Regions from separate parts of the Homo sapiens genome. Here region 2 is linked to region 1. Evidence: chromatin loops called from intact Hi-C (ENCODE). Cell type or tissue: endothelial cell of umbilical vein. All regions are shown on one strand. Links, peaks and the distances in the headings refer to the core of each region. The heading gives the core; the rest is flanking DNA. Region 1 holds the start of LENG9 (leukocyte receptor cluster member 9). Region 2 holds the start of U2AF2 (U2 small nuclear RNA auxiliary factor 2).

The links. A loop is a pair of places that touch in the nucleus more often than their neighbours do. Peaks named below come from ENCODE experiments on the same cell type or tissue, not always from the same donor. Only the 100,000 strongest peaks of a DNase experiment are listed, where the experiment ranks them.
Region 2: it touches region 1 in a loop (5-fold over the local background); 2 of 110 quality-filtered maps call a loop at or near these places.

The regions. Positions count from the first base shown.
Region 1 is chr19:54,460,149-54,465,497 of GRCh38, forward strand. LENG8 (leukocyte receptor cluster member 8) reads left to right here. Exons shown (of 16, transcript NM_052925.4): 16 at 618-1,868. The coding sequence ends at 780. It overlaps LENG9 (leukocyte receptor cluster member 9), which reads right to left and starts at 3,630. Exons shown (of 1, transcript NM_001301782.2): 1 at 1,584-3,630. The coding sequence starts at 3,378. The coding sequence ends at 1,942. It overlaps CDC42EP5 (CDC42 effector protein 5), which reads right to left. Exons shown (of 3, transcript NM_145057.4): 3 at 4,878-5,349. The coding sequence ends at 4,953. In endothelial cell of umbilical vein, for the core only: a CTCF peak has its summit at 2,775 (motif pointing left); DNase peaks (open chromatin) are centred at 2,983, 3,733, 4,293 and 4,633; H3K4me3 peaks cover 1,826 bases; H3K27ac peaks cover 3,166 bases.
Region 2 is chr19:55,650,508-55,655,856 of GRCh38, forward strand. It overlaps CCDC106 (coiled-coil domain containing 106), which reads left to right. Exons shown (of 5, transcript NM_001370470.1): 4 at 776-988; 5 at 1,923-2,654. The coding sequence ends at 2,239. U2AF2 (U2 small nuclear RNA auxiliary factor 2) reads left to right here and starts at 4,528. Exons shown (of 12, transcript NM_007279.3): 1 at 4,528-4,646. The coding sequence starts at 4,598. RefSeq lists enhancers at 3,654-4,323, 5,274-5,349 and silencers at 4,374-4,423, 4,514-4,563, 4,774-4,913. In endothelial cell of umbilical vein, for the core only: a CTCF peak has its summit at 3,296 (motif pointing right); DNase peaks (open chromatin) are centred at 3,414, 3,924 and 4,954; H3K4me3 peaks cover 2,011 bases; H3K27ac peaks cover 1,898 bases.

The DNA.
Region 1 (5,349 bases), core at 274-5,273:
GTTCTAGGACTTAGTGCCCCTCACTCGGTGCCTGGGTTCCTGTGTGTGTGGAAAGGGTAGGGCTGCACCCTGTGGAAGAGGGTTCAGGGAGCTCTGAGGACCTGGCTCGTGCTAGATGCTCAGTCAGTAGTGTGTTTTAGCAGCAGCCGGAAGTGACTGCTTTCAGTGTGTAGTGGTGAGTGCTAGCTGGCACCCCTGCGCCTGGCTTCCCAGACACTGTAACGCAGGGCAGGGGAGGCAGCGAGGGCTGGGTCCCCACGGTGGCCCTGGCAGCCCCGCCATCCCCATCCCCTGCCACGTGCTGCTCCCTCCATCTGGTCCCTGCCCCTCAGCCAGCGGAGGAGCCCGCTGGGCCCTTCCCTGCCCGTCCCCGCTCCTCCCTGGCCCCCGCACAGGTAAGTGAGGGTGAGGGGGGCACAGGGGACTGGGGTCACTAACCCCCCCCGGGCCCCCCCCGAGCCCCTGAGGTGGGGAGGCTGGGAGGCGGGTGGGGAGCCAGCAGGCACTGTGCTGAGGAAATCCTGTGGGCACCCGAATGGGGGGGCCTCCCCGCTCGTGGGGCCCTCCCCTGCCCTCCCGCCCGCCCGCCTCATCACCTTCTCCTCTTGTCTCCATAGCTTCCGCCCTGCGCTGCCAGTCTCCTACCTGCAGGCCGAGCTGGCCTTCGAGGGCGAGGCCGCCTGCCGGGCCTTCCTAGAGCCCCTGGGCCTGGCCTACACGGGCCCGGACAACTCCAGCATCGACTGCCGCCTCAGCCTGGCGCAGCTGTCAGCCTTCTGAGCACCCAGCGAGGAGGGGCGGGGGCAGGGGCTGCAGCCCCCAGCGCTGCCTTTGCGGATTCTGTTTTTGAGCCGTGGACTTGGGTTGTAAATTTATTTGTGGGGAGTGCGCTCCAGGAAGAGCCACCATCCCTGCCCCCGTTTTCCCACCGGGGAGTCTGTACAGAGATTTTTCTACGTTTTTATTTTTTGCCTCAGAGGGATGGGATTGGGGAGGAGGGGATGGGCAGCGGAGGGTTGGGGGCATGGTCTGCAGGCTCATCTGTGTCCGCCTTTCACTCCACTAATGCTGTCTCAGTGTTTTCTCTCTCTCTCTTTCGAGCTTGCACTCCGGTACCCGACCCGGCGCCCTGGCCCATCCCATGCCGGGGGGCCAGTGGAAAGAAGACAGGCCGTCCAGCCCGTGCCCGCCTGCGGCGGGGGCACCCAGCAAGCCCGCCCACCGCCCGCTGCCTCACCTGCTTCGCCACAGACTCTTGTTCCCAGCCCCTTGGGGCCTCCGTGTTTGGGGTGGGGGAGCTGCTTAGAGACTGTGCCCGTCCTCGGCCCCCCACCCTGAAGTGCCAGCACCACCAGCACCAGATCCTCCGCCGCCACACCGCACTGAGGACACGCCGGCCGGGCCGCCTCGTCTCAAGTTGTATAAAGTTGTCTCCGTGTCCCCTCCTCCCTCTGCCCCCAGTGTTTCTTCTGATTTTTTTTTCCCCTTTCCCTCCCTCCCTCTCCGCATTCTTCCCTTGGTTCAGCACAGGTAAAACGGTTCCCCTCCCTCCCTGCCTTCATGGATCACCAGCTCACGTCATGTTGCCTTCTCTTTTCTTTGTGTGTGTGTTTATTTAAGTTATTTTTCTTCCTCCTCTCCCTTTTCTTTTTGGCCCTCCCTCCCTCCCTCTTCTGCCATGTAACTGGAGGATGTGCTATGAGTTTGCAAACAGCTGGACTGTCAGGCTGCTTTTTTTCCAGATGTTCCTCCTCTGCCTCCCCTTCCCCTCCTCTCCCCTCCTTTTCCTTCCTTCCTTCCTTTCCTTGGAGCACTGAGCACCATTTGGAAGCTTGAGAGAAACCAAAATTAAAGAGAGAAAGAGAGAGCGTGCACGCTCCTGCTTTGTCTTTCCTGTGTGGGCTGTTTGCATCCATTGTCTCCTCCAGAGGTCTGGGGGTGTCACTCCAGGGGGATCTCAGCCAGGGGCTGGAAAGGCCCCCCTGTCCTCCCTATACGGCACAGCCAGAGTGTCTGCAGGGGCTGGCACCCCACTTCCTGGCTGAGGGTGAACTCCAGCTTGGGGAGGTGGACCTGGGAACCATGGGGCACCTTGGCCACGGTGAGGTGGGGGTGCAGCTGCCCTGGAGACTGTAGTGTACTCAGCCCCTCGGCTTCCAGCCTCTGGCTCAGCACTTGTGCCATGCTTTCCAGTGTGGGAGAGGGTGGGGCACACAGCACATGCGGGCCCAGGAGGACCAGCTTTCTAAAGCTCAGCCGAGGGGGTGCATTTAGCCCCGGGGCCAAGAGGGCCCGTCTCAGAGCTCCAATGGCAGCGGCCTCCTCCCCAGCGCCTGCCAGTCGCAGCAGGGCCAGGGTCAGGTGTAGGTTCTGAGAGGGCACTAGGAAGTTGGCGCAGTGTGGGGCCACGTGGACCAGGTATTCCTGGGCCTTGGTCACTTCTGCTTGTAGCCCAGGCTCGGTCACCATGAGGGCCACAAAATGTGTGGGGCGCGGTTGGCAAGGGGCTGCAACACTAAGGCGGGCCCTTTTGTCCTCGGGCCAGGCCGCAGGACCCCACTCGGCTTCTGTCGTCTCAGCGGAGCCCCCCGGGACTCCCAGGGCCTGTGCTTCCTTGCCCCCCAGCAATGTGGTCCTGGTGGCTGCTGTTGGCTTCAGTGCCTCAGTCACTCCGGCGAGGCGTCCTCTTGGGGCCAGTGTTCCCAAATCAGCAGCTGTGCCCAGCGCCCTCTCCTGGGCCGCCTCCAGCTCTCCGGGTTCCTCCACGCCTGGTTCCTGGTGCCCTGTGCAGAGCGGCCTTGTGCTCCCTCGCTTGGGGGCAGCCTGGGCCTCCTGACCTGTCCCCGCCAGTGTCCACTCGGCACCCTCTGCCCCGTGGGCGCCCTCGGTGTTCGGTGCGTCCAGGATGGTGGGCCCGCGTCCCGCCGCCGAGCCAGAGCCAAAGACGAGGTCGGTGCGCGAGGCGCGGTCCCACACAAGGCGGCCACGGAAGCGGAAGAAGCGCACGCGGTGCTGGGGCACTGCCAGCACGCCCGGCCCGAGCGCCGCCAGCGGCTGGTCCCAGCAAAAGGCGCTGAAGGGCTCCTCGCGCACACCCAGAAAGCGGTCGACGTAGCCCACCGAGAAGTCGGCGGGGTCGAGGCGCGGGTCCCAGCGGATGCGCTGGATGACGTCCGCGGCTGTGCGCAGCGGCGGCTTCTTGGCCCCGGCCTCCGGCTGCGCCTCGCGGCCAGGCGGCGCCGGCGCCCCAGGGTGGGGCTGGCGGCAGCGGGCGCCGAAGCGGCAGCGGCCTTCCAGGAAGAAGCGGCAGGCCGGCGGGGGCGCGGGTTCCGTGGCGGGGGCTTCCTGCGGCAACTCCGGCTCTCTGGCCGCTGCCATGGGTGCGGGGAACTGGCACGCCCGCCGCGCAGACGAGGTCGCCCCGCACGGAGGGCGGCTCCCCTTGGATGCACCGAGCCTCACCCGACAGTGGCGTCAGCGGCCCGCGCTCCGGCCTAGCTCTGGGGACCACGCCGCGTGCCCTCGCGAGGACTCTGGCCCAGTCCCTCCTTGGTGGAGAGCCTGACACCGCTGCTCTGGGACTTCCCGGCTGCGCCCTCCCCCAGCGCCAGGAAAGCAAGCTGCGTAAAGGCTGCGGCAGTCTCGGTCTCCCGGAGCTCTTGGGAGCCTGGCCCCGCCCCTTTCCCGGTGATTGATGTGTGCTGCCTCTTTCTGGGTGATTTACATGTAATGCCCCGCCCCTTTCGGGATGATTACGTGTGCCTCGACCTTTAGGTGATTTACATGTAGTGCCCCGCCCCGTTCCCGGTGATTTACATGTGGTGCCCCGCCCCTTTCCTGGTGATTTACGAGTGCCCCACCCCTTTTAGGTGATTTTTTTTTTTTTTTATGTGTGCCTCTCCCCTTCCCAAGTGATTTACATATGTTCCCCGCTCCTTTCAGGGTAATTTACATGTAATGCCCCGCCCCTTTCCGGGTGATTTACGAGTGCCTCTCCCCTTCTCAAGTGATTTACATGTGTCCCGCCCCGTTCCGGGTGATTTACATGCGTGCCCTGGCCCTTTCCCAGTGATACTTTTGTGCTGCCTCTTTCCGGGTGATTTACGTGTGTGCCTCTCCCCAAGTGATTTACATGTGTGCCCTGTCCGTTTTAAGGTGATTTACATGTGGTGCCCCGCCCCTTTCCGGGTGATTTACCTGTGTCCCATCCCTTTCCCGGTGATTTACATGTGGTGCCCCGCCCCTTTCCCGGTGATACCTGTGTGCCCCGCCCATGAGGGGACGTCTTTAAAGAACCTGGACCCGCCCTCAGTCCAAGTGATTTACATTTGCGGCCCCGCCCCTCTGGGAAACTTACGAGAACCTGGCCCCTCAGTCCAAATCATTTGCATGTTCGGCCCCATCCCTCGGGGGCCTTAAAGAACCAAGATGCCTGCGGACCCTTCCCCCACGGAGACCAGGCCCCTACTGCTCTAAAAGTGTTCTCAGACACTTCCCTCTGCAGCCGCTCCCAGAGTAAACGGCGGCTCCGCCGGGTCGGAGTCCACCTGAGGCGTTCAGGGCCAGAAAGACTCCTGGGGCTGCAGCACTCTGCAGCCCCGCCTCGGCTGGCCCCGCGGTGGCTGAGTCTGGCCCGGCCCCAGGACCACGTCCGGCCGGCGGTGGCGCACAGTATTTGACGAATGGGACTGCGGGAGCCGCCGCCTCTGCAAGGGGCACCGCCTGGCCACGCCCTCGGGCTCTCTTAAAGGAGCCGCACCCCCACCCCAGGGCAATCATCGGACCCGGACCAGGCCTCCGGGTGACACATCCGGCTCTCAGAGGCGCCAGGACCCTATCATTCATCCCTTTCCACGTGCAAAGTGAAAAGTCAGAGCCCGGGCACACACCTTGGCCGTTTATGTATACAGAAGTGGGGTGCCGGGCGGGAAGGGCGCGGGGAATGAGGGAACCTAGAGGCCGATGACGTCGTTCAGCTCGAGGTCCGCGTTGGGGCGGCAGCGGGCCTGGGGGGGCTGCGTCCCGGGGCGGGGTTCCGCGTCGGGCTTGGCGGCAGCCGCCTCCGGGCGCGCCGCGTCCATGACGCCCAGCACCGCGTCCAGCATGGAGGGCCCCAGATCCAGGTGGAAGGACAGCAGCGGGTCGGCAGGCGAGGGCGCTGCGGACTGCGGGACGGCGGGCGGCGGCGGGGAGCGCGGGGCCCCCGCGGGGGGCGCCCGGGGCTCGGGGGGCGGCCCGCCGCCGTGGCGGCTCAGGAACGAGGTGTCCCCGAAGGCGTCGCCGCCGCGCCCCACGTGCAGCGTGTGCCGGAAGTCGCCGAGCGGCGCGGAGATGGACAGGGCGCCGCGA
Region 2 (5,349 bases), core at 275-5,274, 1.2 Mb after region 1:
CCACATCTCTCTTTGTGAATTCAACCCTTTCCCCAAAAATCCTAGGCAAGGGGGCTATGGTCTTGTGGTGTCTCTGTTACTGGAAGCCCAGCATCTGGGGATCTGGCTTTCCCTCTGCTCGGGAACAAACCACCTCTGGCTGCCCTTGGGCCTGCCACTGTCTCCTCTCACTGATGGTTCCATCCTGGGTGACTGACTCCTTTGCACAGACAGTTTGGCCCTGCGGCTTCGGCACTTTCCCAGTGGGGACCCTGGCACCAGAGCCCTCCCCTAACCCGCCTTCTAGAGGAATCTGTGTCTGGGCCTCCGCCTGCCGGCTCCCTCTGTCTAGATGGAGGTGGGACCCAGCCTGCTGGACCCAGGGCCCCTGATTTCTCTCGGTCTGACCCCCCGACTCCAGCCAAGGCCTTGCCTGCCTCCTGGGTTTCCAGAGGCTACTCTCCAGAGGTCCCGCCCAGTCCCCAGAAATTTCTCCCTCCCCTATGGGAACCGCGCATAGTCACAGGGGTCCTGAGGCCCCTGGTCGGCTGCCTCCGTAAGACCTCTTGCCAACCCAGGCCTCTGAGAAAATGCTCCACCCATTACCACCTCCCACAGACCCCAACTGGCTCTACTCAGCCACCAGCGTCTCTACCGTACTCCTTGTCTCTCTGTCTCTTTAGGGGACCAGCCCAGGTTGGGGGATCCAGTTCGGGGACTGCAGCCTCTCTCAGTCCCGGGACCTGTGATGGGATGTCTGGTCCCTTGGTTCATGTGTGTGTCTCCATCTCCCCAGAGGACCACTGCCGGATGAAGCCTGGGCCCAGGCGGATGGAGGGGGACAGCCGTGGTGGGGCTGGGGGCGAGGCCTCGGACCCTGAGTCAGCAGCCTCCTCCCTCAGCGGAGCGTCCGAAGAAGGCAGCGCCAGTGAGAGGAGGCGGCAGAAGCAGAAGGGAGGTGCTAGTCGGAGGCGCTTTGGGAAGCCCAAGGCCCGGGAGAGGCAGCGAGGTGAGTGGGGTGCATGGGGCGGGCGCTGAGGGGCCCGGGCTGCTGAATTGCTGTGTGTCCTTCCCAGAGGTCCCCCTTTCTCTCCAAGCCCCTCCAGCCTTGCTGGAGAAAGACCCACCGGGTTCTGTCTCTCCCTCCTCCACGTGTGGTCCTGGGTTTACTTTCTTTTTTTTTTTTGGCGGGGGGGACGTCTTGCCCCGTCGCCCAGGCTGGAGTGGTGCAGTGGCGCATTCTCACCTCACTGGAATCTCCGCCTCCCGGGTCCACGCCATTCTCCTGCCTCAGCCTCCCGAGTAGCTGGGACTACAGGCACCCGCCACCACGCCTGGCTAATTTTTTGTATTTTTAGTAGAGGCCAGGGTTTCACCGTGTTTGCCAGGATGGTCTGGATCTCCTGCCCTCGTGATCCACCTGCCTCGGCCTCCCAAAGTGCTGGGATTACAGGCGTGAGCCACCGCGCATGGCCTGTCCTGGGTTTACTTTTAAGTTTTGGTCCACCGTCGAGGGCAGGGCCACCTTGGGCACCTCCTTAACTTTCATCAGTAAGGAGGAGGTGCGCAGTAGGACCTACCTCACGGGGAGGGTGAGACTTGAATAAGTGAATTCACCTGAGGCAGGGAGACGAGGGTGATGGCTCGGGGTGTCGGGGGGTGCTGGGACCGCGTGGGTTGAACCCGGCCTCTTGGCTCATTTTGTCTCCTCACTCTCCTTCCTGGGCCTGCCTCTTCCCATTTCCCACTGGTCCAAGATCTGGCTGCGATTCTTCCCCTCCTCTCTGCCCCTTCCTTGCCTGTTGTTCTCCGTCTCCACCTGCACCGGCCCGTGCCTCTGCTCGCCGAGATCCTTTCTTCCCATGGCCGTTTCCCTTCCCGTGTCCGCCCCCTCAGTCTTGTGCCCTGCCCCTCACTTTCGTGTCCCCGCCTCCACCCCTCAGTGAAGGACGCCGACGGGGTCCTCTGCCGGTACAAGAAGATCCTGGGCACCTTCCAGAAGCTCAAGAGCATGTCGCGGGCCTTCGAGCACCACCGCGTGGACAGGAACACCGTGGCGCTGACCACGCCCATCGCCGAGCTGCTCATTGTGGCCCCCGAGAAGCTGGCCGAGGTGGGCGAGTTCGACCCCTCCAAGGAGCGCCTGCTCGAGTACTCCCGCCGCTGCTTTCTGGCCCTGGACGACGAGACGCTCAAGAAGGTGCAGGCGCTCAAGAAGAGCAAGCTGCTGCTGCCCATCACCTACCGCTTCAAGCGGTGATCGCACCACGCCTCCGCGCCTCCACCCGGGCCTTCCTCCCCCGTGGACCCCGGTGGATGACCTGCCCCTCTCCCCGCCGCGCCCCTGCCCCTCCTCCTCGCTCCCTGGGTTGGGGGCTCCCTTAGCCGGGCCCCCAAGCGCGACGGCCCCGGACCGGCCGCGGCCCCTTCCCGAACGCCGGCACCCCCTTCCGCTTGGGCTGCCCAGCCCTGTCCTCGCCGGGCCCCTTCCTCCTGGAAAACCAGGCAGGCGGGTGCCCCCCCCTCGAGTGGGGGACTGTACAGACCCCGTCTCCGCCCTGGCCCCGCGGAGGAGCTGCCCACCTGATTCCCGGACAGACCTCCCCAACTCCGCGTGAGACAGAGAATTATTCAGATAATTTAAATTAAAAAACGACGTGAAAATTTGGAATAAACTTGGCCTCAGCCTCTTCCTAGGAGGGGGACGTGCCTGGGAGGGGGCGGCCGTCGCCCCGAAGACGGTGACGGGGTTGCGGGGGCTTCCAAGGGGGTGGGTGGTCAGGCGGGAGGACGGGTAGGATACGGTGTAATTAGCCCCCCGGAGGCAGAGATGGAGAGTGAAGCAGCTGCGCCCCAGAAAACTCGGAGGCAGAGCTCGGGAAAAGAAGCGCGGACACAGCCGGGCGCGGTGGCTCACGCCTGTAATCCCAGCACTTTGGGAGGCCGAGGCAGGCGGATCACGAGTTCAGGAGATCGAGACCATCCTGGCTAACACGGTGAAACCCCGTCTCTACTAAAAATACAAAAAATTAGCCAGGTGTGGTGGCGGGCGCCTGTAGTCCCAGCTACTTGGAAGGCTGAGGCAGGAGAATCGCTTGAACCCGGCAGGCGAAGGTTCCAGTGAGCCGAGATCGCGCCACTGCACTCCAGCCTGGGCGACAGAGACTCCGTCTCAAAAAAAAAAAAAAAAAAGTAAAAAGAAGCGTGGACACTACCCGCTGGGCTACCCAGACCGGAGCGCGGCGCGAGAGGCGTGAGTCGATGACCTCTAGCGAGGGAGGCCACCTAGCGGCCAGGCCAAGTCTGGAGGATACTTCCGTTGGGCCGCCAGGGGGCAGTAACGCCAGATCATCTGTCTCCCGGAAGTAATGCCAGATGATCCGTCTGCCGCGCCTGCGCGGCGGGAAGAGCCGGAGCGCGTTGATGTGGTTGCCGAGACAACCAAGAGGGTGGCCGGATTTAACGGCTGGGGATTAAGCACTTTCACCGTTGTAAGGGAAATCTCGCGCACGCGCAATGGGGACTGAAACCTGGTCCCCGCAACCCCCTTCACGGGAGCAGTGGGAGAGCGCGCCACAGAACGACTTTTACGCAGGCGCAGAAGCCTGTTTCCCCTCACCCGCGGCTTCCACCCTGCGCAGGCGCAAAAAGCCGCGCTGGCAACCTCCGCAGCGGTCGCGCGCACCCTTCATCCCTCTTGCTGCTTTTGTCTGGCACAACCTTCTCAGGCCCTCCGCGAGGCCGGCCCTTTTTTTCTTTCACTTTCCCCACCCGGAGAGCCAGGTGCCGAGAACTAGGACCTCGTCCCCTTCTCTATCCCTTCCCCTGATCCATCTCGTCTCTGTTCTCCTTCCCTTTTCCGTTCCCGAAGCCGGAAGGAGCCGAGGTACCCACGGAAAAAGTCGAAGCTGTCCCCGGAGAGTGAGGCCTTCACGAAGCGGTGGCGGAAGGAGCCGAAGTTCTCTGATCGGAGGCGTGAGCAAGTGGCATCTCCGGAAAGAGCCGAAACACGGACTCGAGCTTAATCCCAGGAGGGGCCCGAGGGCGAGATCCGGAAATCTCCGGAAAGAGCCGAAGGCCGGGACGGTTAGGATTGTCGGAAGTGGCCGATTGCTTGGACAGGGCCGGCGGAGAAGATCGGAGCAAGTCCGTGGAAGAAGCCAAAGACTGGGACGGATTGAATTGTTGGAAGAACCCGAACTCGCAGAGGGGACTGGGCGCAGTGGCACACGAGGACACACGGAAACCTCCGAACGTTGAGGAGATAATCTCGGAAAAGTTACGGAAACCTGGGAAGTCGGCGAAACCCTACGTTCGGGTGTTTTCGGAAGCAGCCGAAGCGGCCGCCTGCTTCGCCTTCGTCCAGTATCCGGAGATAGCCGAGGCGCTTCGGAGCCAGGCTCGGGGGGAGGGGCAAGCTCGCGGGCGGGCGGGCGGGTGAGGGGGCGGAGCCCGGGCGGGGCGGGGAGGGCTGCCGGAGGCTTGATTAGGTAGGAGGTGGCGAAGCGCCGGCGGCGGCCGGAAGTAGCCGAAGCCAGCGGCGGAAGTAGCCGAAGCGGCTGGAGCGGGCGGCAAGGCGAGGCGAAAGCTGCACAGGGCCCTACGCGGCCGCCTCAGCATGTCGGACTTCGACGAGTTCGAGCGGCAGCTCAACGAGAATAAACAAGGTGAGGGCACCGGGGTCGCGGGGCGGAGGTGTGGGCGGCTCCTCGCGTCGCTCTTTGCCCCCCCGCCATTTTCTCCCTCGCTTCCCCCCACTTCACGGCCGCGCGGCGCCCCCCAACCCTGGTTCCGTGGCGCGCGCCTCGTTCACGTGACGTCCCCAGCGTTCCGCCGCGCGCTAGGCGAGGGGAAGGGGGCGGCGGGGCGCGGGCCCGTGACGCATGCGCACGGCGGCTGTCCCTGCGCCCCACGTGGTCCTGGCGGAGGTGGCGCGGGGGACGCGGCACGAGCGCGCCAGATGCCTCGACGTGAACTTTTGTTTTTTAAAATCTTTTTGGTTTCTCTGAAAAGGAGATTATGTTAGTCCCCGTAATCTCTTTTCTCCCGCTGCCTTGGCACTTCCGCTTCCGGTCGGGCCCACGGCAGCGTCTCCACGCCCCCTTTGTTTCCAAAATGGCGGTTGTGAGAACTTGGTGGGGGGGCCCCTTTCCTTCCTTCACGTGGATGAGGGCAGAGCCGTTTCGGCGGATGCTTGGAGGCCACGGGCCCCTCGCGTACCCCTTTTCCTTTTTGCTGATTTGCTCTGATCTCTCCCGCCAGGTGGTTTCTGCCCCGTCTGTTGGTAGTGGGGCGCCTCATATTAACGTGTTTGGCACATGTTGCCTAAAAGCATCTGCATTCTTTGAGTGTCCGCACGCACACATCCTG